Regions from separate parts of the Homo sapiens genome. Here region 2 is linked to region 1. The links are chromatin loops, found by intact Hi-C in ENCODE. Cell type or tissue: natural killer cell. All regions are shown on one strand. Each heading gives the region's core, and the rest is flanking DNA. Links, peaks and the distances in the headings are about the cores only. Region 1 has its middle 93 kb from the start of OTUD1. Region 2 overlaps C10orf67 (chromosome 10 open reading frame 67).

Region 1 (15,607 bases), core at 3,071-11,070:
AAGTGAAATCGACTCAGCATAGATTTATGTGGGTAATAACCTGCAGCACACTGAAGCAAGTGCATGGTATTAGGCCGTTCTCGCATTGCTATAAGGAAATACCTGAGACTGGGTAATTTACAAAGAAAAGAAGTTTAATTGGCTCACAGTGTTTCAGGCTATACAGGAAGCATGATCCTGGCATCTGCTCGGCTCCTTGGGGGAACCTCAGGAAACTTACAATCATGGTGGATGGCAAAGGGGGAGCGAGACCTCTCACACGGTAGGAGCAGGAGCAGGAGCAGGGGCAAGAGCAGGGGTGGGGTGCGGGGGCAGCGAGGTTTTACACACTTTAAACAACCACATCTCATGAGAACTCTCTCACAAGAACAGCACCAACCAGACGGTGCTAAACTATTCATGAAGGATCCACCCCAGTGATCCAATCACCTCCCACCAAGCCCTACCTCCAACACTGGGGATTACGATTTGACATGAGATTTGGGTGCAGACATAGACCCATACCATATCAGACATGAACAGGAACAGACAGGGCTCTGTCCCCCAGGATCACACAACCTGGCAGAAAAGTCTGTTAGCTCCATTGCTACAATTCCATTCTAAAGACTGTAGGTGCTCAATAGCATTTCTTCTCCCTCCCAACCTGGGAATTTTATTTATGCTGTAGGAGAGGAAACTATCTTTTCCTCACCCATCCTAGGTTCCTGGCTGAGGCCCCTGTAACAAAAGACAGATTAACAAAATAAAACACATACAAATGTATTTAATGTAAGTTTTATGTGACACAGGAGCCTTCATAGGGAAATGAAGATTCAAAGACACAGTTAAACTCAAATGTTTTTAAAAAATATTTTAAAATTTTTATTTGAGATGGAGCCTTGCAGCATTGCCCAGGCTAGTCTTGGACTCCTGGCCTCAAGTGATCCTCCTTCCTTGGCCTCCCAAACAGCCGAGATTATAGGCATGAGCCACTACATGCAGCCAAACTTGAGTGGTTTTTTATAGCTGGTTTGATCAAGAGTGGACAGTTGTGGAGAAATATGAGTGGGAAAAAAGGGTATGATCTAATGGTAATAAACTTGGGGAAACTTAGCAAACCTATTTGTTCAAATTCTTCCATGTCCCTGTGTCTTCAGAGATTTTTTCTTTCTGGGTATAGGGTGGGTAGCTTTCACATGAGATTCTTATGCCCTGCTTCAGGAGAGGACAAATGAAGGCCAGAGAGACCTTCCTGTTTCTGCTGTTTTCACACATTCCTTCAGCTTGAAATATTCAGTATGTCAAGGTGCCATACTTTGGGGTAGGGTGTTTGGAAATCACCAGTGCATTTCAAAAGGAATATGAAGACGTTACCAGTGGCTATAAATACATAGAGTAATGGTCATTTTCTTTTCTTTTCTTTTCTTTTTTCTTTTTTTTAAGCAAAGACTCTGTGTACCTTCTATCTGGTGTTAGTTTGGTTAGGTTCTTTTAGTTTTGTAGAATTGTTATCTTGCTGTGATTATGTTCTTTTAACACTAAGGAAAACCATGTAAAAAGCAGGGTGTTCAAAATTCTGGGGACTAAGACTTGGAAAGAAATAGGCCCAGCAAGCCAGTTCCGCAGGGCTGTCATTAGAGAGTTGACTTGGGTGGCACAGAAGGCACCATAGTGCCCTCTAAGGGTGGTAGTTACTGAATTATTGTACTTCGCTGACATACTGTTTACTCATTAAAGGTCTTGGAAAAGCAGAATTTTAACTACCTTTGCTCCAAGAGAATAAACTCTATTTAGAACAAGGGAAAGCTTTCTATTTTTACCCAGGAAAGAGCTAACCCAGGTGTGGACTGGGAAAAGACAACTTCCTAGGTTTTCACGGTGAGGTTCATTTTGTGATCTGGTAACAGGTCATAGAATATCACATCCTTACACCCTACACCGTTAAGCACAAAAGACTTCCAAGGAAGATTGCAATGATTTTTGGATAGCGCTCACCTCTGCTTCTCTATTTTATTTCAAATATTTCAAATATTACAGAGTTGATAGCATCACACACACACACACACACACACACACAAACACACAAACACATTTTAGAGATTTTTTTTTAACAGTAGTTTGAGGTTCACAGCACCCATCACGTGCATGGCTACCCCACTATCAACACCTCCCATCGGAGTGGCATTTTTGTTGCTTGATGAACCTACAGTGACATGTCATTATCATCTAAAGTCCATAGTTTACATTAGGGTTCACTCTTGTTATACCTTCTATGGATTTAGACAAATGCATGGTGATGTGTATCCACCATTGTACTATCATACAGAGTAATTTCACTGCCCTAAAAATTTTCTGTGCTCCGCCTAATCATCCCCCACCCCCAACCTCTGGCATCACTGTTTTTTTTACTGTATCCACAGTTTTGCGTTTTCCAGAATGTTATATAGTGGAATCATACAGTATGTATATTAAACTAAACATGCTCTTATAAAACTAAACATTTTTAGCTTTTTAGGCTTTTCAGATTGGCTTCTTTCACTTAGTACTGTGCATTTAAGTTTTCTCCATGTATTTTCATGGCTTGACAGCTCATTTTTTTTTAGCACTGAATAATATTCCAGTGTCTAAATGTATCACAGTTCATTTATTCATTCACCTACTGAAGGATCTCTTGGTTGCTTCCAAGTTTTTTAGCAATTATGAATAAAGCTGCTATAAACATCCACGTGGGCCAGGTGCGGTGGCTTATGCCTGTAATCCCAGCACTTTGGGAAGCCAGCACGAGTGGATCACTTGAGTCCAGAAGTTTGATACTAGCCTAGGCCACTTGGCTAGTGGTGCGTGCCTGTAGTTCCAGCTACTCAGGAGGCTGAGGTGGGAGAATCACTTGAGCCAGGGAGGTTGAGACTGCAGTGAGCCATGGTGGCACCACTGCACTCCAGCCTGGGTGACAGAGTGACAGAGTGAAACCCTGTCTCAAAAACAAACAAAAATCCATGTGTAGGTTTTTGTGGGGACATAAATTTTCAGCTCCTTTGAGTAAATTTCAAAGAGTGAGATTGCATGGTAAGAGTATGTTTAGTTTTATAAGAAACTGCCAAACTGCCTCCCAAGTGGCTGTACCATTTTGCATTTCACCACCAATGACTGAAGGTTCCTATTGATCTACATCTGGAATTTGGCCATTCTAATAGATGTGTAGCAGGATAACATTATATTTTACACACTTTATAGTTGAAATTTGGTTGGTTACCATTATTTATTTTTTGGTAGTTTGATTGTTCTGATTATTAGTTTTTGATGTCAGCTGGGCACGGTGGCTTACGCCTGTAATCCCAGGACTTTGGAAGGCCTAGGCAGGTGGATCACGAAGTCAGGAGTTCGAGACCAGCCTGGCCAACGTGGTGAAACTCCGTCTCTACTAAAAATACAAAAATTAGCTGGATGTGGTGGCATGTGCCTGTAATCTCAGCTCTTTGGGAGGCTGAGGTAGGAGAATTGCTTGAACCCGGGATGTGGAGGTTGCAGTGAGCTGAGATCGCGCCACTGCACTCCAGCCTGGGTGACAGAGCAAGACTCCGTCTCAAAAAAAAAATTATCAATGTCATTTATCATTAATGAATATCCAGAAAATTGTGTCAACTTCATTTGGATGTGAAAAATACTACATGATGTGCTTGCTATTAAAGAATATTTAATTAGGAAAAATGTCATTTTAGGAAACATATCTTTTTATGTAACTTATCCCATCTGTCTATTACCATGATGTCTGGGCTCTAATTTCCTCTCCTGAATTGCTTGCTCTTTCAAAGTAGAACATCATTTTGTTCACTTTTGTGTTCTCTCCAATTCTTTTCACATGCCTCACACAAAGAAAGAGTGTAATAAATGCTTGACTAAATACCTTGTATTTTAGAAAAAAAAAACCTATGATATAAGCAATTAAGCAAATCATTGGCCCACTTGTTACTTGATGAGACAGGTCAAGTACCTTGCACCTGGTAATAGAGCTAATAAGTGGTAGAACTTGGGTTCAAAATCAGGCAGTTTGATTCTAGAGTTTCCCATCCATAGTCAGGCGATGTATGTATTAGTAGCCACCCCCACCCCCTAACTGATATCTCCTCCTTTTCCCTCCTATAGGAGCAGTGCTCCCTCGTACACAGGTATCCACACCTCCTTTATACAGCCCATTTGCTGCGGGGAGCTGATTCTGTTCCTGGCTTCTGAGATGGGGCATGTACCTAGGTGGAGCCTATACCAATGAGGGACAACTATTCCCTGATCAGAGTTATTGCATCAGGGGTGGGTAGCGAGCCTGAGACCATGTTTGCTGAGTAATTTCTGGTAAAGAAGTGTCCTCTGTTTTGGAAAACTGGGAAAGCAGCTTCTTTCTCTATCCTTAGATATAAATGGAGGCAGGGCCCAGGTAGTTGTGGACAGCCCAAATAGGACTGCTGGGATTGAAGATGACATTGCCAAAGGCAGACAGATGTTGAACTAAACTTGGTCTTGGATGACACTGTTGAGCAATTGAACTGAACCAATCCTGAAACTAACCTTACTTCTAGCATTCAGTCATGTGAGCTATTAATTCTCTTTTATCATTTGAGGTTTTTTTTTCTCACCCAGTGGAAACTATTCATGGCCACAGTAAGGGAAGATAATATTTCTTTCTCAAAAGCTAACTGGTTAGAACTTTGACAGAGTATAGTCATCACGCTTGGAAAGAACTAATTAGATCTCGGTATTAAAAAGCTATGTGATAACTGGTTCATGTTATATTTACAGCTCTATATTCAAATAAAACCCAAATGTCAGATGCTTGAATATGAATATAAAAATATCAGGACCTGCTGTTACTGCAGCTGAAACTGAATTATAGCTCCCTGAGGGAGAATCAATACTTTTCTTTTAAGCCAAACTCAAGATTCCTAAATGTACTTCCAAATAACAAATAATAAATGACCAAGGAAAAGATTTTTAAAATACCTCTACAGAGGATAAAAATTAGGGGGAGAATGCTACTCGTCTGTTACAAGAGTTGGAAAAATCCTCCCTTAAGCTTTTTCTATATATCTTTATTCTCCCCCAGGGTAGAGCCAATTAAATAACTTTTATGGTGAAAAATTCAGTTGTTTGGGATTAAAAAGACAAATAATCAAAGATAAAATCATTACCTTGAGGGCCAGCCATGGTGGCTTACATCTGTAATCCCAGAGCTTTGGGAGGCTGAGGCAGGAGGATGGCTTGAGCCTAGGAGTTCCAGGCCGCGGTGAGCTGTGATGGCGCCACTGCACTCCAGCCTGGGTGACAGAGTGGGATCTTGTCTCTTAAAAAAAAATTATCACTTCGAAAGAGATTTTCTTTAAGATTTTATTTCATTGGTTCTCACCTTTAAACTAGAAGGGCAGAGCTTCTGTTGGTACAGTACTAAGAAAGTATAGAGAACAACAACAAAAATACCTTCAGAATAAGGGGAATGTGTATTGATTATTCTTGATTAGAAAACATACAAGGCTCTCTTAGTCCAAGGACGCCATTATGTTTTCCTTTTTTTTTTTGACAGAATCTACAGGCTTAATACGTTCCTTTCCAGCTTGAAAGGATCTCTCCTCCTTTCTCCCCCTTGATGCTCTATCTTGAATAGTCAAACAGAATTATAAGATGCTTTTTAAATTGGGAAGAAAACAATCATTTTCTGCTTTTGTTTTCTTTGTATCAGGCAGAGGCAAGGGCCTCCAGCCAGCTAATGTGATGGACACGGTATCTGGAGAGTCCTGCATTTCAAAACTTACTCTAAGGAAGACTGCTTTGATTTTCAAAGTCTCTAGTCTACAGAGAGATTGAGCTCTGGCTGCAAGACACTGTCTATCATAGAGCCACATGGCGACATTGCCGTAGAGAAGAGACATAAATAACCACAACTGCCAGAAAATAAAGCTGGTAATCTCTAGAAATGCCTGGATACATTAAAATGAAATATAACCCAGTACTCTGGTTCTTTAGACCCCGTTGAATACTTTGTTCTCAGTCAGCTGATAAAATTTTAATTTATTATTGCGTGTTTATGATGAAATGTAACATAACTCATTCATTGTGTCTGTTAATCCTCTCATTCATAAAAATAGCATATGTGTTGATGATCTACATTAAAGTAATTGTTTACCATGGGTAGTATTATAGCGATAATCTATAAATAATGTGAAAGTTTGTAGAAAATTAAAGTATATAGAACTGTAGAAAGAGATAAATCTTTAAATATTTAAGGTTTTGATCTGCTTGTATAATGAACTGGTGTTTTAGCCATTTGAGCCACCTAGTGGTAATATACATGAGATATGATTTCTTATTCTGAAAAAAAATGTAAAAGTTTAACAGTTTCCAATTTAAAAGGAATAAACTAAGTAAAGCGAATCATAACCATTATATATTATACATTCAGCTTTTGAATTATTACTTATTGGTAGAAGATTGACTATTAGAAAATAAATTATAAAAACAGTTCTTTGCTTATTTTGTTTCTTCTAATAGAGGCCACATAGCCAAGAAAATTAAAATTATAAAAAATTATAATTGAAGGGGATATTTGCAATATGTATAAGAAAGAAAAAGCAATCAAATATTTAGTGGACTAAAATGAATAATACACTTTCCAACTTAATTGTATTCCAATGTAACCTTTGATAAGTGGTCTTCAGTGTAGTCATATTCTCTTAAGTCTGTCTTTTAGCCAATCATTAGTCTGTCTTCTTATATTCAAGGAACAAAACTGAATCACTAATCTGCTCAGTGATCCATTAGAAATACTCTGTAACTGATCACACTGTGTCTAATTTTAGATTTCTTTTACTGGGAACTGTAGATCAAAGCAAGTTTCCATTTTGGCTCTATTCTGGTATAATAACTTCCGGCAGAGCCAAATCATGAAATACTGCTAACTTCACGTGTTAGAATCCACATTCATCTTTGCCTTGTTAACTTTTAAGGAGCTTTTTATTTATTGTTCCAAGAATGCCAGGTTCTTTGGTTTCCTGCTTTCTTAAATTGCCATGTGTCTCTAAATAGGTTTTTTTCAAAATCGGAATTAGCACAAAGATAGATAGATTTGTCTTCTTTGAATTCACCAGCCTCCCTACTTGGTAGGATTGCAAAACTATCTTATGAACCCAGCAGAGAAAATATCCTCTCTTCTTGATGATCCTGCTTGTTGGAACTCTGACCTCTCCATTTCTTCTGTGGTTTCACTGGGTAATCTGAAGACAAGTCTTCACATGTGGTTCCTGGAAGCAATGACATCTAAAGTTGATCTAAAGTCGAGAGGATTGAAGCGTGCCAGCCTGAGAGCAGACAAAACCTTTAAGGAGTAATTGAGCAGGGTAAAAAGGGAATAGACTCTAAAAGAGGAAGAGCTTCCCTGATACATAAGGCACCCAGGAAGATCTGTGGGGGAACAAGATAATGGAGGGAGAATTCTGCTACAACAGAATGGTGTCTGTTATTTTGCTCCCCTCCCTCCACCTTTTTTTAGAAATACCATTTTTCTGGATAGAATGTGTGGTTGTGGGGTAGACGTGTTTCCTAGGCTGGGCCAATCAGAGAATTACCTGAGTCGTTTTGAACTCAGCTCTAGTGAGAAGTCTGAGATATTCTCTGGTGTCAAACTCAGGAGATGTGAATTGTGGTGCTGCTTCCTGCTTTGTGGAGAAAATCAGTCCAGAAGATGAGATGGCAGCTGACAGCAGAAACAGGCAGAGACATAGAGCAGGGAACATGCCTGAGCCACGCTTTTTGGAACCAGTACATTTCCCCTTTTGCCTCAGCTAGTTGGAGTTGGGTTTCTGTCACTTACATCCCAAAGAGTCCTGATTAGTACAGAGCAGATACTGCCTGCATAGTCAAGTAACTTGTTCAAGGGTTATCAGTGAACAGAACATTCTGGAAGGTAAGGGAAAACAGCAGGTTCCAGAGTCCCAAGAATCAGGAAGATGATGATCAGGAGGAAGACCTGATAATAATCAAAACAGGGTAAGTGACTGATTTAATATTCATAAGACACAGAGACGCAAGAGGATATGAACTTTTCATTTACCTTAAAATGCTCATTCCAAACCATGCAAGTTTCCTTCATTTCTTTTCTCCATATTAAAATTTTTACTAATATATCATGATGACTAACTTTTGCAAGTAGGAAGTACCAAGATGCCTAATAATAGCTTCTGGGTTGGGGCTGATGCTAGCTGTAGCAATATCGCATCTCTTATGCCCATGGCTCTATCTCAGTAAAACTGCCCCATTTAGTAAATGAGGATTTTCCAAAACCTTCGGTCCCCAGCCGTGTTTGGTATCAGGTGACCTGCTCATCCCCATCCTGTCCCCATCTCACTCATAGTTTATTAGGCCAATTTGAAATTTCAAAAGTAGAGTCTTCATGAAATGAAGACTAAACACAAAATTCCAAAACGAACTTCAAAAACCCACAAAGACTGCAGAACCGTAAGTAAACTTACTTAGGGAATATGAGGGAGCAGGGCTTTTCTTTCTTCTGGGTGCATTTTTAATGCAGAGTCACAGATATCAGCCAATGCTAGGGTCTAGCTCCTGTTCAGGTGGCCTTGGTTTCCCATCTTCATCTCATTAGCCACAGGCTCTTTGAATGAGCTTATTAACTATCATGGCTTTAGCTTCCACCAAGGTGCTAATGGCTCCCAAATTTCCATCTCTAGTACTAAACTCTTTCTTTCTTTCTTTTTTCTTTTTTGAGACAGAGTCTTTCTCTATCACCTAGGCTGGAGTTCAGTGATGAGCTCTCAGCTCACTTCACCCTTGACCTCTGAGACCCAAATGATCCTCCCACCTCAGTTCCCCAAGTCACTGGGACCGCAGGTGTGCACCACCATGCCCAGCTAATGTTGTTTCTTTTTTTGTAGATACAGGGTCCCCCTATGTTGTCCAGGCTGGTCTCAAACTCCTGGGCTCAAATGATCCTCCTCAATAATAACTTAATTGTATATTTAAAAATAAGGAATGTAAATGGATTGTTTGTAACTCAAAGGGCAAATACTTGAGGGGATGGATAGGGTTATTCTCCATGATATGCTTATTTCACATTGCATGCCTGCATCAAAACATCGCACATACTCCATGAAAATATACACCTACTATGCACCCATAAAAATTTAAAACCATAATTTAAAAAAAAGAGATCCTCTTGCCTCGGCCAAAGTACTGGGATTTACAGGCATGAGCCACTGTGCCAGGCCCTAAACTGCTTCTCAAACTCAAGACCTGTGTATATAATTGTGTACTGGACACTTTTTCTCATAAGTCCCAGGGAAACCTCGAAGTCAATGCGTCTCACAATGAAACTCTTCCTAAGTTCTTCATAGTCCCTGTGTCAGGGAGTAGTATCATTATCTACCTGATTGCTTAAGCCAGAAACCTGTGAATCATCAGTGATGCCCTCACTTATTGTCCCCTATGTCTTCTCAGTCATTATGATACTTCAACGCTATTTCTATTATTTCTGAAAAGCACCTCTTTCTATCCCCAGTACTACATTCTTAGTCAAGATTCTTCTTACTTTTTGTATGTCTTCTTATAACAGCCTCCTAATTTCTTTTCTCAGCCTTGAGTTATTCACCTCTCACTACCATTCTCCTTTCTGGAGTTAACTTTCTAAATTGAAGATCTCATAATGTCAGTTTAAAAATCATTCATGAGGCTGGGTGTCATGGCTCATTCCTGTAATATCTGAACTTTGGGAGGCAGAGGCAGGGGAATTGCTTGAGGCCAGGAGTTTGAGACCAGCCTGGGCAACATAGTGAGACCCCCGTCTCTATTTAAAAAAATGAAAATGAGGGCCAGGAGTGGTGGCTCATGCCTGTAATCCCAGAACTTTGGGAGGCTGAGGTGGGCGGATCATGAGGTCAGGAGATCGAAACCATCCTGGCTAACACATTGAAACCCCGTCTCTACTAAAAATATAAAAAAATAGCCGGGCATGGTGGCGGGCACCTGTAGTCCCAGCTACTCGGGAGGCTGAGGCAGGAGAATCACTTGAACCTGGGAGGCAGAGCTTGCAGTGAGCCAAGATTGCACCACTGCACTCCAGCCTGGGCAACAGAGGGAGATTCCATCTCAAAATAAATAAATAAATAAATAAATAAATAAATAAATAAATAAATAAAAAGAAAGCGAAAACATTAGCCAGGTGTGGTGGTGCAAGCCTGTAGTCCTAGCGATTTGGGAGGCTGAGGTGGGAGGATCACTTGAACCCAGGAAGTCATGGCTGCAGTGAGGTATGATTGCACCACTGCATTCCAGCCTGGGTGACAGAGTGACATGCTGTGTCAAAAAAAAAAAAAAAAAAAAAGAAAAGAAAAAGAATATCTTGCATGAGATCATTTGCTAAGGAGCCATGAGTTCTTTTGCATGACCTTTCCATCCTGTCCAACATGGTGGTTAGCCAGTCCTTCCCTTCAACTCCACATTCCAGCCAGGCTAGTTGATCCTTAAATGTGCTGTGCTCCTTCCTGCCTCGGTGTGCTAGCTGCTCCTTCTATGAACATCCTCCCCACTGCTTCTGCCTGCACGGCTTCACAATTCAGCTCAGGTGCTTCCTCCTTTAGACAGCCTTAAAGTTTTTTCTCTGTGAACACGTCTACTATAGACTTGCTGTGCCATCATCTGTTTACTTCTGAGTTTCCCCAAATATGTTGTAAACTTCTTGAAGCTAAAACCAGCACCTGGATGTTCAATGAATAATCAAATAGAGTATTTTATTCAACCGGTAAGTTCAAAGATGATTAAAACCACGAACTCTTTACTAATTACCCTGTTTGGTGTTTACACTCTGGGCAGAATCAATTCTGAAACAAATAAGAAAAATGAAGATAGCAGTGGTGCTATATTAGTATTGATAAAAGACACTGCAAAGGAGGAACCTCCTGCCATTATCCACCCACTTCTAGCAGAAGAGATTGGTGGGTGAAAGAAATGAAGTATGGTAACCTAACCTGACATATGCTAGGGTGGGCGGAAGGCAATCATTGCATTCTGATGGAGTAATACCTAGGTAGAGGTTCTGCTCCATTGTTAGCTGTTAAGCAGCTGTAACAAACATTGGCAGGTGTCTGAACTTTAAAAGCCTTTGATTGTCCAAAAAAGACTGGAAAATACCTTTCCAGAAGAAAGAGAGGAGTTGTGTAGCATCCTATGAGGACTCAAACAGAAGAGTGGATGTGACTTGGATTTTTATGCTCCCAACTCAGAGGAGTTGGCCGGGTAAGCTGTTTTCAGTTTGTTTTCTGTTTTATCTATTTACGCTATTACTCAGTAACATTTAGCAGATAGCTAACAAGATAGCATTTAGTCTTTTTTTTTTTTTTGTATTTTTTTAAAAAATAGAGACAAGGTCTCACTATGTTGCCCAGGCTGGTCTCAAAGTCCTGGGCTTAATGATCCTACCACCTTGGCCTCCTGCAGTGTTGGAATTACAGCGTGAGCCACCATGCCCCACCAGCATTTAACTCTCTCTAGGTCAACTATATTAATCCTTAAGATCTCTGCCCCTTTCTTTCTGGGACACTTACCCATCTGAATTATCCACAAGAGATACCCTAACATTTACCCTCCATAGAGGGGAGCTAGAGATACATCCAAGGGATATAAAATAGAGGACCTATCATACTGGTCAAATAAGAAATTTTCAGCAATATTTATTTAGCACCAACTCAGAAGTTGCTCTAGAATTCCTATAAAAAGGGGATTAAGGACATAATTTGTTTGAGTGGGGAGGGGCTGATGGAGATTATGTAGTAGTAGGTGAAGCTAAGTCTTTTCTGAGTCCTTGAATCCCCTTCTTGTGTTGCCATGGTATCTATTTTCTTACTGTATTATGCTGGGCACTGTGGGAGATTTTTTCAAAAACAGGTTGTTAAAGATGAACCCTGCTCTCAAGAAAATTAGAGTTGAGCTTGGGGAGACAGAAATAATAAATTTAAGAGGCTGTTAATTTACCAAGAACAATTTTCTGAAGACAACTGAGGTACAGGAAAATTCTAATGTAACTTGATAGATGAGAGTCTAACAATTTTAATAGAGTAAATTTGGGGTCCATATTATTGCAAGATAAATGAAATAATGAGGTGAGCCTTCGTGTCTGGTTGACCAGGAATTCTGGGTCTGACTACACTATTTAATGCTTTCAGATACAAGTTGGTACTCCTTGGTGGCCATTGTGTTTAATATCTGGTTAAATATCAATGAGAATCATTCTGGCTCTTGGGCTTGGATGAATTTTCAGGGCAGTGGCAGGGATTCTGGGAATCCCTTGGTAACTTGGTCCCCATTTTTTCAGCCTAAGGCAGGGCGATTGGGCTGAGAGATGACTGGGGATGTGGTCATACTTCCTTTATTTTCCAATTTCCTAAAACAGGGTTGCTTGCAGTCTTTCCACCCTGTCTTGCCCCCTTCTGTATCTCATGTGTCTCCTCTCCAGAAAATGAAAACTTGCTTGCTCTGCCCCATTTGAAAAATGGGGTTGAGCACAGAAAAAGACAGTGCCAATGTCCAATTGCATTATATCTGAATTTACATTATCAAGGGGCATGTTTACTAAGGGATTTTCCTATAATCATGTTCTCTTTGAGTTGAAAGAAATCAAAGTATTGCCTTGAGGAGAAAGAATTAAGATATAATTATTGTATAGGGTAGATATGTGTGAGTAATCAAAACTAAGGTTTTTGAGCGCATACTATAAGCCAGACCCTGTTCTAAGCAATTTATTTCTCGGTGGCCCAATGAGGTCTGTACTATTAATATCCCCATTTTAGAGATGTGGAAATTTAGGTATTAAAAAATGTAATCTTTCCCAAGAGCATGTAGCTAGTAAGTGACAAAGTTAAGATTTTAACCTCAACCAGTCTTACCCTAGAGACCACATTTTTTAACTACAATGTTATTGTGAAGTGAACAAGTATAGGTTGCCATGTTTGTGTTTTGTTTTGTTTTTAAATTAGCTCAAATTCACAGCTGGACCATAATAATTAAAAATCTTAAGAGCTAGCTTTGTTATAAATGAAAAGAACACATTGAGGGTAGGAAAACCCTGCAAATACTTGGAATTTTGATTTTTAATTTCTAAAGAAATTCTGATTTGATTTCTAATCCTAGCCTCTTAGGTTTTCCCAGAGGCATCTTGCTATCTTACTTGTCTTTTCTTTCTCTAGAATCTTCAGTTTTTCTCTTTTGATTCCTTTCTCTTGCCCATGTCTACTCCATCTTGGGAAAAACCATGAGTGACCTAGTCTTGACTGTACCTGCTTTCTCTAGTTTTTTAAAAATACCTGTTTCTCCCTTCCACTCCCTCCATTTCTTCAAGCTTCTTCTCTTGAAGGTCCAAGTAACCTCTCTGTGAAGTTCAAAGACATTTGTCATTTCTACTATTTCTTGCTCCTTTATTTCCTGTAATACTGGAAAGTCCAGCACCTTTGCTTCTTTTTTCCTTTTCACCTCTCGTCTTCCTCCCACCCTCTCACTGTGGGTTTCTCCAATGCTTATTTCTTAGAACTCTGCTGTTCTTTTGATACATTTTCCCCTTTGCAAAGGTCATCTGTTTTCAAAGTTTCATCTCTCCCTTTCATACAAGCTCTTTTAGATCTATCTATACCTTTGTCATTTCCTCTTACATGAATGCCAGTATTTATTTCCAAATTCTTCCTGGAAATTTCCATTTAAATATTTTACGGTCACCATTAAACTCAAAGTGCACAAGCCTGAGCTTATAATCAGTGTTTTCCACATGGAAATAAATTTTTGAAGAAAGATGAGGGGTCTATTGGGAAAGAACTCACTTAAAGTTGAGAAAATTGCAATTAGTAAAATATCTAATTATTATTTTAATAACAATAATAATAGAAAAACACAAAGCATGTGCATTAAACCTGGCACCATTTTAAGTACCTTATATGGATTAACTTATTTAAACCTTAAAACAGTTATTATTCTTATTTTACAGTTGAAGGAATTCAGCCTAGAAATGCTAAAGCAACAGCCCCCCAACAAATGACATCACATGGCTGTTAAGTGGAGGATACAAATTCATCTCAGGCAATGTCGTTGAATTAATGGAGTCTACTCCTAACCAATACATTATATTTCCATGCCCTGTTTTCTAATTTCCCATGCTCAAAACTATACTCATTAACATTCTTTTTTTTTTCCAGTCCAATCCATAACTTCTCTACTTCTCTTTCAAAATGTTTTTGTTGTGTCTATCAGTCAGGGTCTGCAAAGGCACAGATGGTCCATTCCAAAAAGACACAGAGGGATGGTTCAGAAAACCAGGAAGAGATGAGGAGGCTCCCAGGTATTAAACTATTGGGATGCTGTTACCACTCCTAGTATTGAAAGGACAAAAGGGATGGGCAATGCTCTGGGTTGCCAGTTCAGAGAAAGCTGATCGATGGAGCTGGGTCTACCCACCAGTTCCCAGAGGAACACAGCCGCTATTGAACACTGCAGAGGCATGGCATAGGGTGAGGAGGTGAGTGTGGAAAGCAAATGCCCACCCCTTCTCTCCAAGAGCCTTCCAATTTCTTGCTTGTGCTTTGTAACCTCATGCCTGGATCCTTACTACCTCTTCAATAACCTTACTTCATTCCCTTCTGCTCTATCCCACCACACATTGCCAGATCAGTCTCTGAGATGCTGCGTTCCTTATGCCATTTTTCTTCTCACAACCTTGAATGGCTGGGAACTACTCCTCAGTTTGTTGTTGGTGATCCCCAAATCCTGAGTCCAATCTCTCATTCCAGTGTTATCTTCTGCAGGTCTCCTAGCCCCTTGCTCTAATTGGCCTCCTCACCATTCCCCTCTCTACACACAGCTCATTTTCCTGCCTGCTTCAAATGCCATTACATAGCCCTCTGTACACGTGGAACAATTTTTGTCTTCCATCTACATATTATATATCCTTCAAGGCCCATCTCCTCTGCAGACCTTCTCTGACTGCTCCTACATACATGGGTTCCTCTGTTTTCTTTGATTTTTGTTGAATTGCGGGTAGCATCTTACCAATCCTGTCTTAATTATGTTTGTGTTTGTTTCATGATTGTGCATCTTGTCTCCTCTAGCTGAAGGGTGAGGATTCTAAATCAGTGGTATGGTCCATGGTTCATTGGTGTGACTCATTTTTTAAGCTGTAACAAACAGTTTGAAGGGGCATAGTTCATGTGTCTCAGCAAAGAGTGATCTATGCTCTAAGCTTCTTACTATAAAACCAGGGGAATCCCAGCCTCAGGTACCTCTCTCTCGTCGCAGGGTCCCAGGTGTTCCCCTTTGCTGCTAGAAGCATGTCAGATCAGTGCCCCAAGATCATCTCTGCAGTGCTTGGTCTTTGCTGCTGTAGGTTGTAGGCCTTACTGCAATAGGTCTTTGACGTTGATCAGTGCTCAGTAAACACCTTTCAACTTTCTTTCTGGGAATTGTTCATTTCCATGGGCTCTGCATGCTTTTCAATGTTCATGGTGCAAACCATCCTGTTTGCCAAGAATTGCCTGTTGGGATGAGATTATTTGAAGTATAACAAAGCTTCATACCTCCAGAGAATTCTAGCCTGCTGACG
Region 2 (15,607 bases), core at 5,161-13,160, 220 kb before region 1:
CTATTTGGGACAAGATGGATGAACCTGGAAGACATTATGCTAAGTGAAATAAGCCAGATATAAAAAGGTAAATAGTGTATTATCTCATTAATATGTAGAATCCAAAAAAGTTGAACTTGAAGCAGGGAGTAGAACGGTGGTTGACAGGCTGGGCGCGGTGGCTCACGCCTGTAATCTCAGCACTTTGGGAGCCCTAGGCGGGCAAATCATCAGGTCAGGAGTTCGAGACTAGCCTGGCCAACATGTGAAACCCTGTCTCTACTAAAAATGCAAAAAATTAGCTGGGCATGGTGGCGGACACCTGTAATCTAAGCTACTTGGGAGGTTGAGGCAGGAGAATCACTTGAAGCCAGGAGGTGGAGGTTGCAGTGAGCCGAGATAGCACCACTGCACTCCAGCCCAGCCTGGGTGACAGTGCCAGACTCCATCTCAGAAAAAAAAAAAAAAAAAAAAAGAATGGTGGTTGACAAAGGCTGGAGCACAGGGAAAATGGGGAGATGTTGGTCGAAGGGTATAAACTTTCAGTCATAAGATGAATAAGTTCTGGCAATCTAACGTACAGTATGGTGACTATGGTTAATAACGCTGTATTGTTTACTTGAAATTTGCCAAGAGAGCAGATCTTGTGTCCTTACTGCCACCGCCCCCCACCCCACACACAGTAGTAACTGGAAGTATGTGTTAATTAATTTGATTGTGGTAATCATTATACAATGTATTTCAAATCATCACATTGTATACCTTGAATATATACAATTTATATTTGTCAATTATACATCAGTAAAGCTGGAAAAAGGTAATAATAGTAAATCCTAATAGTAAATTGACATCACGATTTGTGAATATCCTACTTTAATATTCCTCTAGAAGGGAAGACAGTAAAAATTTGAATATGTAGAAAAGGAAGTAAACATCAATGGTGCAACTAATTGCCTCAATAGACTGGAATGGAGATGTTGAAAGAAGTAATACACCTTGACATCTTGTTTTAAGCATTTAGATGCTTCCTATCTGCATTCATTACTCTGAAGAACTATATTACAAAACCAAAAAAAGGATGAAATGCTTTAAAAGTGGATAATGTTACTTACTTCCAGCATTTAAAAATCTTATTTTCAACACTGTTATGCAAAACCTGTGGTTTAGTTTGGACTCTTTTTGAAATTATAAAGAAACCATTTGATTCTTTGTGTGTTTGTTACTAATATATTTGGGTACATACAACATACAGGAAATATAGCAAAACCTAGTAATATCTGCTAATATACTTAATGTTATATTTCAAAAGAGTTAGATTTGTAAGCTCAAATTGTCCTAATATGATGAATACCAGCAGACTAAGAAGAATAATATATGAAGGTGGCTATGAACAGCACTGGCATAATCTATACAGTATGAAAAAATGAATGTACAGTAGAATTAAAAAGAGTGAAAAAGAATACTCCATATGACAATATCCAATATCAGCTTTTAAAATTTTGTGATTTTATTTATTTAGATTTTTTATTTAGTTTTTTTTTTTTTTTTTTAAGACAGGGTCTCACTCTCACCCAGGCTGGAGTGCAGTGATGCAATCGGCTCACTGCAACCTCCGCTTTCTGGGCTCAAGTGATCTTCCCACCTCTGCCTCCACCTCTGCCTCCAAAGTAGCTGAGACTTCAGGCACATACCACCATGCCTGGCTAATATGTGTAATTTTTTTGCAGAGACAGGGCTTTGCCACATTGCCCAGGCTGGTCTCAAACTCCTGAGCTCAAGGGATCCGCCTGCCTCAGCCTCCCAAAGTCCTGGGACTACAGAGCCACCGCTCCTGGCCTTAAATTTTGTGATTTTTAAACAAGAGTATTGATTATGTATATCTAGTCTTTACATCTATTCTTACATATGTCTACAGCTCAAACACTCTGCTAAGGTCAACACACATTTATTCTACTAGGGCCCTTAAGTGTTACTAGGCATTACGTATCCAACAGATCCAAACAGAGTTCAACACCTTCACTGTCATCCTTTCTGCGTCCCCTTATTAACAGCAGCATAAGCCAGAAACCCATTTTAAGCCCCTTCTTCTCTTTCACGAACTAATCAAACTTGTTCGATCTACCCCTAATTCTGTACCAAACCTCGTCACCTTCTTTCCTGTTCCACTACAATCTTCGTACTTGCCTTGTTCACCTGGATATTGTAAAAGCTTCTTAAAACTAGCCTCCCTGCCTCTTGTTTTGTCACTTCCCTCCAATCTTCATCCAGTAGCCAAATAACCTTTCTAAAATACAGCTCTCCCCATCTCCTCCTACGGGCTAACATCCAACTCCCTTAGCCTGGTATACAAAACGGCAGCCTTCATGATCTGCTGCCAACTTACCTGGCCAGCATCTCATGCCAGTCTTCTCTCCTCTTTCTTCACCCAAACTGGGCATTTTATCAATACTGATACACTCGGCATCCAACTTCTCAGAAACACCACGTTGCCACAGGTCTCTGTGCCTTTGTACTTGGAGTTCCCTCTTAGCCGACCCAACAAACTTTTGCTTGTCATTCTAGCAGAATGGTATTAGAGTGGGATAGCCTGAGTCTGCAGACCAGCTCTGTCAGCTTGGGACCTTGAACAAGTTTCTTAAACCCCGAGTGTCTCAGTGTTATCATTTGTAAAATGGGACTATTAATAATAATACCTGAATTGTGAGAATTAAATAAGATAATGCATGTAAGCAATTTTGGATAGTGCCTACAACAAAGACAGCCCCCAGTAAGTATTATATCCCAGCATTTAGTCCTGTTGTGGCTATTTTTCATTCAAATCCAGATGCCACCTGCTCTGGAAACCTTAGCACCGGTCTCCCACCCACCCACCTTCCACCCCTATGTCCTTTCTCTATCCTGTGAACACTCTTCTTGGGGTCACTTTATTATTTGCTTACTTTCTAACTAATTTTTATGTTCTGAATAGGTTGGGTTTATTTTACTCTTAAAAAAGATACCTGCGCTTATATGTTTATTGCAGCACTATTCACAATGGCAAAGTCATGGAACCAACCTAAATGTCCATCAATGGTTGATTGTATAAAGAAAATGTAATATATTAATATATATATCATGGAATACTATGCAGCCATTAAAAAGAATGAAATCATGTCCTTTGCAGTAACATGAATGGAGCTGGAGGCATTATCCTAAGCAAATTAATGCAGGAACAGAAAACTAAATACCACATGTTCTCACTTCTAAGTGGGAGCTAAACAACGGGTACACATGAACATAAGGACGAAAATAATGGACACTGGGGACTCCAAAAGGGAAAAAGGTGGCAGGGAGACTAGGGTTGAAATATTACCTATTGAATACAATGTTCAATATTGGGGGATGGATATACTAGAAGCCCAATCCTTACCATTATGCAATATACCCATGTAACAAGCATGCACATATACCCTCTGAATCTAAAACAGAAGTTTTTAAGCCAGCAAAACAAAGATTGCATGACAGCGCAGAAACCAATGCACTAAAAATTATGAGAAAGTGATGCAGGCTGTTTAGGGAATGATGTTCTGACTGGTGCCAAGTCATCTTCATCAGAGCATGTCACGGAAGTGCCCTGGGAAACTCATTTAAAATCTCACCCAGGTACCACACTGAGAGGTGCTTGAGCCAGCCTGCCTTCTGGATGGGCTCGGCCACTCTGGACTTCAGGACAGGGAGGGCCACAATTCTTTGGAAGAACAAAAAAGTTTTACTTTTACATGCTTCCTAACCTTGTTTTATTAGTGCAGACTCAAAGATTCCTCTTTCAGTCGGTCCTCAAACTTCAGCTGAAGCAATTGTTTGAAGAACCCAAAATCCACCTGGAGGGATTTACCTTTGGCTTTTCAAAAAATGGTTGTAAGGTCCAAATACAATGAATTCATTTTTCTTCATCTCCTGGAATGTTTCTGATGTTTCACTAGTGTTTATGGAATGAGCTGGACTCTGTGGGAGATAGCAGAAAGCAGTGTGATTTTCCCACACTGCCCCTGCAAATCTAGTTTCTAGTCTCATAGTTCTCACCTTTTAGGACTTTCAGGAAGACACCATGGCTTTATTTTTTTAACTTAGTAACAACTTTAACCTTAGACAATGACAACAAAATAAAAGGAAGAAAGAAAATGGGAAGAAAGCAAAAACCAAAACCAAAACAAAAAATTCTAGTCTAGCCAACTCTCACCCATTAATGCTTCTGTCCTCCCACCACTCTGGCCCCCCTTAGATTTGGCAGTCTGCAGTGGAGGAGAAGGGTTGAGCCTCTCTTTCTTTTATTTCTGCAATTTGAGATTCTCCAACTATCTGGTGCAGAGGAGAGGGAGAAACGTTAAGGGAACAGAAACAAGTGTCAATTGACAGTAACCTGCTGCCTTTGGTTCCCAGGAGGGTCCATGCTGGCCTGGCATCCTGCAATGCCCTTCACAAGAGCAGTGCCTCACTGGCTTCTGTCCTAGGACCTGCCCTTCTGCTGGCATCCTGTCACCTCTCCAGATGGTCCTTGTCAGCAGGCTTCTGCCCCATCACCCCTCCTGCTCTTCTGTGAAATTTTTCTGGCAAGTCCCATACCAGTCCTCACATTCCTCAGACCCAGGAATGCTTGTCAAGCTCTCCAAGAGGTCTAAAACTCCACTCTTGCTTGGCTCAAAGGAGAAATACTCTCTTTCTCTCTCCCATTTACAGGTCAGCACTCCATGTTGCCTGCTTTCCCCAAAATGGTCCTCTTGACCAGCTTTGTCCATTTCCAAATTCAAGATCTCTCTTATATTTCCTGGAGATGGATGATGGGCTAGTACTGGCCAATTAAGCTGCTCCACCAAGTCCTGGAATGTCCTTCAAAGAACATCCTGCTGGCATCTATTTTTTTTTTCTTTTTAGATAGGGTCTTGCTCTGTCACCCAGGCTGGAGTACAGTGGCATGATCGTTGCTCACTGCAGCTTCTAACTTCTGGGCTGAAGCCATCCTCCTGTCTTGGCTTCCCAAGGCACTGGAATTACAGGCATGAACCACCACACCCAGCCACACCTCACTTTTGAGCAGTATTTTGTTATTTACTTTTGGGGCTTTGGATGAAACTGAAACCCAAGAGTCCCATTTTAACATCCCATCTTAGGGTGGCTTACTAAAAAATGTATTACCCTTTAGTTTAAATCCCAGCCTAATCATGTGACCACTTGTCCTTCATCGAGAGGTTCTTTCTGACAACTGTCAAGTTGACAGGAGCAACAGACATCCAGGCCTGAGGGCCTGAGTATGACAAAGTTCAATCAGGCTGCACAATTCACTTATCAAACACAGGAGTTTGAAATTCCAGCTTGGGGCCGGGCACGGTGGCTCATGCCTGTAATCCCAGCACTTTGGGAGGCCGAGGTGGGTGGATCACCTGAGGTCCGGAGTTCGAGACCAGCCTGACCAACATGGAGAAACCCCGTCTCTACTAAAAATACAAAATTAGCCAGGTGTGGTGTCACATGCCTGTAATCCCAGCTACTCTGGAGGCTGAGGCAGGAGAATGGCTTGAACCCGGGAGGCAGAGGTTGCTGTGAGCTGAGATCATGCCATTGCACTCCAGCCTGGGCAACAAGAGCGAAACTCCATCTCAAAGAAAAAAAAAAAGAAATTCTAGCTTGGGTTCAGTAACAACATCAAAATAGTTACTGCCTGCTGTTCAAGGAAAGTGTTTTTGGAATTTCAATTGTCTCATTAACTTTCTAAAATAAAATTTCTATATTTTGGTGCCATCATTCTCATTAAGGTCCCGGTGTTAGTTTGCAACATTTAAACTAGGGAATAATTACTCTGTGAACATTTAGATTGACTAGGACAATACTGGATGGGAAGCAAGTCAATTGCTTACTTCAAAGGCGATATATCAACCTTTTTAGATAATGAAGGTTTTTATAATAGAGATATTAACTTTTATCATTTAGTTAAGATGGTGTCAGTATTAACTTTCTTCACTCTAAAGTTAATAAGTATTATACTTACTAATTAATACATGTTATACTCCTTAATTAATATGCATTTACTCCCAGTTAAAGTATTAATATGCATTGGTAGGGAGATATTTTAGTACTTCCGTAAGACAAACTTTTTCCTGAAATAAATAAATGCATTAGTTATTCACTTATTTACTTATAACAGTGAGCTCATGGATTCCTATTTTACTCAAATGGTTACAATTCATAATTATCATTATTTATTTTGATGCATGGATTTTCCCAGATTGGCCAAGTGGAATGAAGGAAGCCCCTACCAGCTGACTCCTGTGTTCTGACATGCCTTCATAATTTTTTGAGCATTTCCTTGCTTCAGTTACGACAAATATTGCAGGTCCTTCTTCCATTTTCCCTGTCCCTGCCCTGGAGTTGGCTACTCCTCCAAAAAGCCCTGGTTTCTTTTAGTGTAGAATATCATTTAAATCTAAAAGCTGAACTCTAGGTGTACTCATTGCTATAGGAGTGTCACTGCCTCTAGGCGCTCTCCATAGACAGAACTAGGATATACATAAATGTATCTACACACTTATATATACACATTCACATACATCTATATAGTTGCATATATGTATCTGTGATGATTAATTTTATGCATCAACTTGGCTAGGCCATGGTACTCTTTTTCAAACGTTAAATGTTGCTGGTATTTTTAGATGAGATAAATATTTAAATAGGTAGCTCTGAGTAAGGCAGATTACCCTTCATACTTCCATCATGTAGATGGAGCTCATCCAATAGGTTGAAGGCCTTCTCAGAAAAAGACTGAGATTCTCTGAGGAAGAAGAAATTCTCCTAGAGGACTGCGTTCGGACTCAAGCTATAACATCAAGTCTTTCCTGGGTCTCCAGCCTGCTGGTCTGCCTTGCAAATTTCAAACTTGCCAGCCCCCATAATTACATGAACCAATTCCTCAAAATCTCTTTTATCACCTCCCCACCCTCTCTTCTCTTTCCCTGTTTTCTCCCCATCTCCCCCAAATATTCATTGTCCTTCAGGGCTCAGCATAGGAATCACCTTTTCCTAAAAGTCTTCCTTAACTATTCACCCAAATTGACAGAGAGTTATGCACCCACTGGGTACAAACCTCCAATGTGGACTGTAATTGCTAAGTTTATTATCTCTCTTGACCACTGGATTATCCACAATGAGTACAAGGACTGGCTCTGGGCCTGTGCTGGAAAATCAGACAATGGGTGGATGAAATGAATCAAAACGTGAGTGAAAGAACAGTTAAAGACCTCGACATTATGGATTGCCTTTATTCTAGGAAATTTCCACTAGGAATTCATGATCTATTTCCAGTACCATGGTGTAGGTCGAGATATCTTGACACTCTTCTTGATCATATTCAACCCTTTATTCAATAAAATTTGTCAAAAACCTATTACATGCCACGCAGTCTGCTGGGAGAAGAATACAAAGATGAGTAAGACTCGGTCCCTGCTCTGCAGGAAGAGTCTAGTGGACAGATCAATATGTACTGGGTAAATGTGATACAATTCACTGTAGCTATTATACAGCAGAGAAAGAGCAAGAAGGGACATTATGTGAAAATTCCAGGGAGGTGGTTAATAACTTGAGGAGAGCTGAGGGAAGCAGGCGACGGCCCAGTATTGTGGGAGGGTAAAGTTTTAGCTAAGAAGTGGAAACAGATAAAAGTGAAGACATAAAAGGACCTTCTAAGCCATGCTAAGGCACTTAAACTTCATCCTAAAGGCATGGAGGAAACACTGAAGGATTTAAACAGGGCAGGATATGGTCAGACTTGTGTTTTGAACGACCACCCAGATGACTGGGCAGACGATGGACTTAATGAAGACCAAAAGGGATAAGAAGGCACCAGCCACAGGCCAGGTGAGCAACGCTGACTATCGAAACTAGTTCAGAGGCAAACAAGACGTGGATTTAGGAGGTAAAAAAACTGGCAGGATGGTCAGGCATGGTGGCTCACGCCTATAATCTCAGCGATTTGGGAGGCTGAGATGGGACGGTTGCTTGAGCCCGGGAGGCAGAGGTTGCAGTGAGCAGAGACGGTGCCACTGCACTCCAGCCTGGGAGACAGAGCAAGACTCTGTTTCAAAAACAACAACAACAACGAATACCCAAACAACCAAACAACAACAAAAAACTGGTAGGATTCAATGGCTTACTAAATATGAAAGATGAATTTGTTATCTAGTGCTGCATAAAAGTTTTACCCCAAATGTAGTGGCTTAAAACACACACGTTTGGCCAGGCACGGTGCCTCACACCTATAATCCCAGCACCTTGGGAGGCTGAGGTGGTAGGATCACTTGAGGCCAGGAGTTTGAGACCAGCCTGGGCAACATAGTGAGACTCGTCTCTAATGAAAAAGAAAAAAAATTAAGTTAAAACACACACACACACACACACACACACACACACACACACACACACAAACTTATTATCTCACAGTTTCTGTTGGTCAGGAATTCAGGTAGGTCCTCTGTTCAGGGTCTCCCAAGGCTGCAATTAAGGTGGTGTCCAGGGCTTTGGTCTCATCTGAAGCACAACTGTGAAAGGATCTGCTTCCAAGCTCACTCAGTTTGTAGAAAAATCCACTTTTTTTTCAGCTATAGGACTAGAGGCTTCAGTTTCTTGCTGTCAGCCAGAGGCTATACTCAATTCTTTGCCACGTGGGTTTCCCCAACATAGCCTCTCACATAGCCAACAGAGAGACTCTAGCAAGACAGATACTACCCTTTTATGTAACATAATTACATACAACTCTTTATCTTTGCTGTATTCGATTGACCAGAAGCAAAAGTTAAATAAATTTAGAAACTTGTTCATAGCTGAAAAAAAAAGTACAGGTACTTGTGACCTTAACTGGTCTCCAGAGGGCAGCAGAGAGTCATTTATACTTGTCAATCTACAAAAAGTGTATATAGCACTTCGTTTTATTTTCAACTTTCCTCTGTTCTTCCTTATGACTAAGCCTTAACAAACTGGGCGGCCAGGATCTGGAAGGCTGTCTGAGGTCATGGATCAAAGTGATGCCAACAAGCCAAAGCAAAGATTCCAATAATGACTTTAATTTAATTTAATATAAACAATTTTTTCTTAAGTCAACTAACCACAATTAAGCATATTTAACCAACACATATTTATGAAAAACTGATGAATACGAAGAATTTAATCATTTCATAGCTTTCTACTCCTAGAAGTATAAAGCATATGGACAAAGAGTAATATTCATTATTCAGCTATATTTTTGAACATTTGATATACATTAGAAATAGATCAATGTCCCAGAAATTGTAGAAGACACAAAGAACTATAAGAGCATGTGTTTTTTGTTTTTTGTTTGTTTGTTTGTTTGTTTTGAGACAGGGTCTTGCTCTATCACCCAGGCTGGAGTGCAGTGGCATGATCATGGCTCACTGCAGCCTTAACTTCCTGGGCTCAAGTGATACTCCCACCTCGGCCTTCCAAGTAGCTAGGACCCTAGGCGCATGTCCCCATGCCCAGCTGATCTTTTTGTATGTTTTGTAGAGGCAGGGTCTCACTATGTTGCCCAGGCTGGTCTCAAACTCCTGAGCCCAAGTGATCTGCCTGCCTCGGCCCCCCACAGTGCTAGGATTATAGGCATGAGCCTGGCCAAAAGCATGTTTTTAAAAACCACGAAATTCTGACTTACTCTCTCATTATAAACAAGAATAATACCGGATAAGATAGATTAAATGCATCTTTTTTTTTTCTTTTAGAGACAGGGTCATGCTCCGTCACTCAGGCTGGAGTATAGCAGCACAATCATGGCTCACTGTAACGTCAGACTCCTGGGTTCAAGCAGTCCTCCCACCTCAGCCTCCTCAGTAGGTAGGACTACAAGCATGTGCCACCATGCTGTCACAGGATCCTTGGGGTGTTGCTTTGCCAGCCAGAAACCTCTGTGGTCAGTGGCACTTTTGCCTGAGTTTTGCCCAGGCCTGCTGTGCTCATTCCACCCGCTTGGCCGGGCAGGCTGTGCTCGGCTCATACTACCAGCCTGGATCCCATGCCTGCCAAGGGCAAGCCAGATGCAGAGTGACAAGGGGTGCATGAGTGAGTGCAGGGTCCAGCCACTACACACAGCTAGGCATGCCAGCTGCAGCAGGGCAGGCAGCACCAGGTGCTGACAAAGGTGCCAGCTCCCTGCAAGGCTGCAGCTGGACCAGGTATACCACAAGTGGCTTCCACTGCTGGCATAGGGGAACACAGTGGCACCTGGAAGCTTGGAGACACCAGGAACTGCAGAGCCCCAAAGAGGGTGTCACAACACTGGCTCAGGGAGCTCCTAGGTCTGGGCGCCCCCAAGGGCTGCAGCTCTTCTCTCCGTCTTGTTGCCTGCAGTGTGGTGAGCGAGGGGTGTGTTTCAGCCCTGTTTTTATTACAGCTTTTTTAGTCCCACCATTTGGTGGGTCCCAAGTTCTCGTCCCACACGCAGGAAGAATGAGATATGCAGACAACTGGAGGGTGAGTAAGGCAAAGAGGTGCTTTATTGAGCAACAGTACAGCTTGCAGGAGATCTGAAGTGGGTAGCTCCTTTCTGCAAGCAGGTCATCCCAGCATCTGCTCAGCTCCCAGCTAAGAGAAGACCCACAGTGGGTAGCTCCTTTCTGCAGGCAGGTCATCCTGATATCTGTTCAGCTCTTAGCTGAGAGAAGACCCCACAGCGAATAACTCCTCTCTGCAGGCAGGTCATCCCCACTTCTGCCAGAGTCTGGCTGAGTCTAGGGTTTTTATGGGCTTCAGAGGGGAGGAAGCTCATGCTGATTGGTCAATGGGCAGCCATAGGTGGGCCTGAAAAAAGCACCATAAGTTCTCACTCCAGTCTGTGGAACTGGCAGCCTGGCCCCCAGGCTTCAGGCCACCCCTGGGTTGAAGGTGGAGCTTCACCAGCGACACATCCCTTTCCACTCGGGAGCCTGTCGCTTCCTGCTGCTGTTCATGGTGCCCAGGCTGTTCATGCCAAGGGACACCTGCAGGCCTGTGCTGTGCCACCCTCAGTGCCCCCTTGGCCTCCCTCCCATGCTTGTTGGCACCCAAACTCTGGAGGGGGCCAAGGCAGCAGAGGGCTGGTGTGTCAGCACCATCCCAAGCACACACACACCTGGCTGGGTCATAACAGCGCCTGGGCTTGGCCACAACTTTGCTTCAAAATCAGAGTGGGTGCCAGGAGTGAGGAGAGGCCAGGCAGCAGGAGTAGGCACTTCCGAGCCTGTGGGAGCAGGGGGGCTTCCTAGGCCCCCAAGAGCACAGGGATGCCTGGGTCTGCAGCCATGGCTGGGCAGCTGCAGCTGCCTCTAGGAGCGTGGAGCTCCCCCATCACCAACTCAGAAGGTGAGCACCACTCCTGCTTGTTCCTGGCTCCTGCCAGCTTAGTAGAGTGTACAGCCCTGGCCATATCTCCCCTGCTGCAGCCGGCATCTTTGCAGCAGCTGCTCCAGACAGGCCACTGCTGAAATGATTACATGGTTTATGGATGAAAAATGAAGTGACAAAAAATATTTATTCTCAGTTGCATAACTGTTTACATAGAAAGCCCCAAAGAGTCTATAGAAAACTTATTAAAATAAACACAAGAATTTAGCAAGATTTTTGGTTACAAAATCAATATATATAAAACTGCTACAGATAATGCTCATTTTCCCTCCTTCCCTCTTTCTCTTTCTTCCTTCCGTCTTCTTCCATTAAATATTAATTAGGCCAGCACAGTGGCTCATGGTTGTAATCTTAGCACTCTGGAATGCTAAGGCAGGAGGATTACTTGAGGACAGGAGTTCAAGACCAGCCTGGATAACATAGCAAGATCCCATGTCATATATATATATATATTTAAATTAACTGGGTGTGCTGGTACATGCCTGTAGTCCCAGCTACTCAGGAGGCTGAGGCCAGAGGATCACTTGAGTCCAGAAGTTTAAGGCTACAGTGAGCTATGAGCACACCCTACATTCCAGCCTGGGAGACAGTGAGATCCCTGTCTCTAAAAAAAAAAAAAAAAAAAAAAAGACCCAAAAATAAAAAGCAAAACAAAGAAAAAAAAAAAACAAATTCAATGAGTCGGGAATTAGTAGAAGCACAGCAGGGATGGCCTATCTCTCCTCTGTAAGACCTGTGACCTCACATAAAAAGAGTCTACATGGCTGGCAGCTGGAGTCATCTGGACGCTTCTCCACTCATATTTTTGACTCCTGGGCTGGGGTGACTCAAAGGCTGGGCTCAGATGAGCCTGGAGACCCAGTAGTACCTACATGTAGATCTTCCATATGGCATGGGCTTTTGTCAGCATGGTAGCTCAATTCAGGGAGGGACAATGTAGAGGGGAAACATTCAGAGTGAATAAGGATGAACTTGCAAGACTTCTTTTGACGTTAACTTAAAAGTCACGCAGCTTCACTTCCTCCACATTCTGTGTTTATCAGCAAGTCACTAAGGGCAGCCCTGATTCAAGGGAGGGGAATCAGATTCCACCTCTTGATGGGAGAGAAACATTGCACAAGAGCAGGTAAGTGGGAGACAGTGTCACAGATGCCTTTGGAAACACAGTTTGGCACAGAGTCACAGAGATCGTTAGCAGAGCAATCTGTCCTGGGATGTTTTCAGCTGCAAGTAACTGAAAAGCCAACTAACAGTGGCTTAGACACTGAGGGGTTGTTATCTCATGAATAAGAGGCCAGAGGCAGGGCAAGTCCAGGGTTACTTTCATGGCTCCATGACATTACCAAGGACCCCTCTGCTTCTTATCTTTCCACCTTGCTACCTTCAGCACATCCAGAGTATCTCAATGTTTGGTTTCACAGTGGCTGCAGCAAATCCAAGCATCAGAAGGAGACATAAAATGTCAAGCAAAGAAAAAGAAAGGGTCTTCCATGAGAACCCTTTTTTTTCTTTCCAATTTTTGTTTTAGGTTCAGAGGGTACATGTACAGGTTTATTACATGGGTAAATTGCACGTCACAGGGTTTGGTGTACAGATTATTTCATCATGCAGGTAATAAGCATAGTACTCAATAGGTAGTTTTTTGATCTTCACCCTCCTCCCACCCTCCACCCTCAAGTAGGCCCCTGTGTCTATTGTTCCCTTCTTTGTGTCCATATGTTCTCAATGTTTAGCTCCCACTCATAAGTAAGAACATGCAGTATTTGGTTTTCTGTTCCAATATTAATTTGTTTAGAATAGTGGCCTCCAGCTCCATCCATGTTGCTGCAAAGGATGTGATTTTATTATTTTTTATGGCTGTGTAATATTCCATGGTGTATATGTACCACATTTTTTTTTATCCAGTCCACCGTTGATGGGCATCTAGGTTAATTTCATGTCTTTGCTATTGTGAGCAGTGCTGCAATGAACACACACATGCAGGTGTCTTTATGGTAGAATGATTTATCTTTCTTTGGATATATAACCAGCAAAGGGATTGCTTGGTCAAACGGTAGTTCTGTTTTAATTTCTTTGAGAAATCTTCAGACTGCTTTCCACAGTGGCTGAACTAATTTACATTCCCATCAGCAGTGTATAAGCAAGTGTTCCCTTTTCTCTGCAACCTCACCAGCATCTGTTATTTTTTTGACTTTTTAATAATAACCATTCTGACCAGTGTGAAGTGATATCTTCAGGAGTCCCTTTTACTGAGAAAGAACAACCTCCTCCAAAATCTCACAGCCAACTCACCTTCAGGTCTCATTGGTTAGGGACCTGACTTTGCCTATGTCTGTGCTATAGCTGAAAAGGGAGCTGGAAGAGGAAGAATCTAGCACTTTGGCTTCTATAGTTGGAAGTGCCCCTGTCAGTAAAAAGCAGTGGGGAGAATGTGCAGTGGAGAGAATGACATTTGAGTAGGCGTCACCACTGTCTGCCACAGGTACAGGTGACCATTCATGCATTTAGCAATCAGCAGCTGGTTGTTAATTACGTACCAGTCACAGCGCTAAAGGCAGAACCACAGCAGAGAGTAACACACAGGAGATCCTTAAGGTTGACAGTCTGGCATGGAACGGAGATACTTCACAAGCAATTACATAATTAAATACAGATGTGTTGAGTGCTATGATAAGAAACTTGTAAACAGTGCCCAAAAAGAAGTATGCAAAAAATTTATTTATGGAAGTATATTGAAATGCGAAGTGAGAATATAGTTATAAATGCTAAACAAAGCACAGAGTCTTTGCTGAGTCTAAGAAAACCACTAAAGGCAGGAATTTTCCCATTGTGAAGGAAAATGAAGCATGTGTCTGGCAGATAGAAATGTCCCTGTCATTAGAAAAGTTAATCCACCAAGGGTCAGAGACCATTCACTGGAATTTACTACAGATTCTCTGAACTCTCTCTTAGGACCATCTGACCTTAGTCTATTCAGCTATGGCCTCACCAAATAAACTTTGGATTACTTTGGTACATGCCCAGGTGTCCTGAATACCAGATTAGAATTTTCCAGTTTCTGGAAAGCATTATAATGTGAGCATAAACAGTCCTAGGCCTGATCCCTCTAAGGTGACCTGAAAATCGAGGAAACAGGCCTTCAGAGCTGGAAACACAGACTGGGAAGCCAAGGTGATCCCCACTCCTTGCACACAGCAGCTGAAGCTAGCCTTGCCCACAACTACGGCACCAGAAACAGAAACTCACCTGGTACATTCCTTTGATAACAGCTATGGCATCAGCTAACTGCTGATTGAAGGATTTTCTCATCTTATCCTCATTCTGCAAACAAAAATAAATGCAATAAGCACCATAATGTATTTCCAAATATGACCCACACCTACTAGGGAGGGACTCATAGTAAAAAAACATCATCTGAATCATCACAATCTATTGAAAACTTCAGTTCATAATCATTTCTCCCACCCTGCAGCCGTTATGACACATTTTATTTTTACTTATACTCAACCAAAAGCAATAGAGAGATCATATAGATAAAATATATACAGATAATTTGAACACTTCATTTCATTTTTCACTTGAGTAAAGTCTTTCAGTGCCTTCCTAGAATTGCTTTTAAAAGTAGTAAAGTCTATTTGTGATGCCTATCTTCTTCTAGTCCTTGTACTTTTTGAATGGAATATGCTCATGAAAAGAAATCTATACAGCTAGTCTGCAAACTAGAGTTATTTTCCGATTAATCAAATGATTTGATTAGATCTGTTTAGATTAACAATAGAAGAGAGTGCATTAAAAATAATACCCATGATTCTCATATCAATTCTGATTTCAGCATGGAGTATAAACAAGAAATAGGCTTTATACTTTTCTAAAAAAAATTTGTTTTTTAATTTATTTTGTAGAGATGGGGTATTGCTTTGTTGCCCAGGCTGATCTCGAACTCCTGGGCTCAGACTATCCTCCTGTTTCAACCTCTCAAAGTGCTGGGATTATAGGCCTGAGCCATCGCCTCCCAGCCTCAAATAGGCTTTAGAGTCAGATGGTATTGAATTTAAATATCATTGCTCCCTTTAACTATCTGTCTGACCTTAAGCAAGTTACTTAACCTTGGCAAGCTGTTTCTTGATCTGTAAATCACGGACAATAGGATTTCCATTTTAACATTTTGAGAGATTTAAAGAGTAAATATATTTTAAGGGCTTAGCATGGT

The links. Hi-C counts contacts between places; a loop is a spot of excess contacts. Peaks named below come from ENCODE experiments on the same cell type or tissue, not always from the same donor. Only the 100,000 strongest peaks of a DNase experiment are listed, where the experiment ranks them.
Region 2: it touches region 1 in a loop (13-fold over the local background); 106 of 110 quality-filtered maps call a loop at or near these places.

The regions. Positions count from the first base shown.
Region 1 is chr10:23,523,955-23,539,561 of GRCh38, forward strand. No RefSeq gene overlaps it. Among named protein-coding and RNA genes, the nearest start is that of OTUD1, 93 kb to the left of the region's middle. In natural killer cell, for the core only: no CTCF peak of the experiment used is centred there; a DNase peak (open chromatin) is centred at 6,297.
Region 2 is chr10:23,306,098-23,321,704 of GRCh38, forward strand. It overlaps C10orf67 (chromosome 10 open reading frame 67), which reads right to left. Exons shown (of 16, transcript NM_001371909.1): 4 at 14,644-14,718. Among named protein-coding and RNA genes, the nearest start is that of C10orf67-AS1, 30 kb to the right of the region's middle. In natural killer cell, for the core only: CTCF peaks have their summits at 8,865 (motif pointing right) and 9,065; a DNase peak (open chromatin) is centred at 8,874.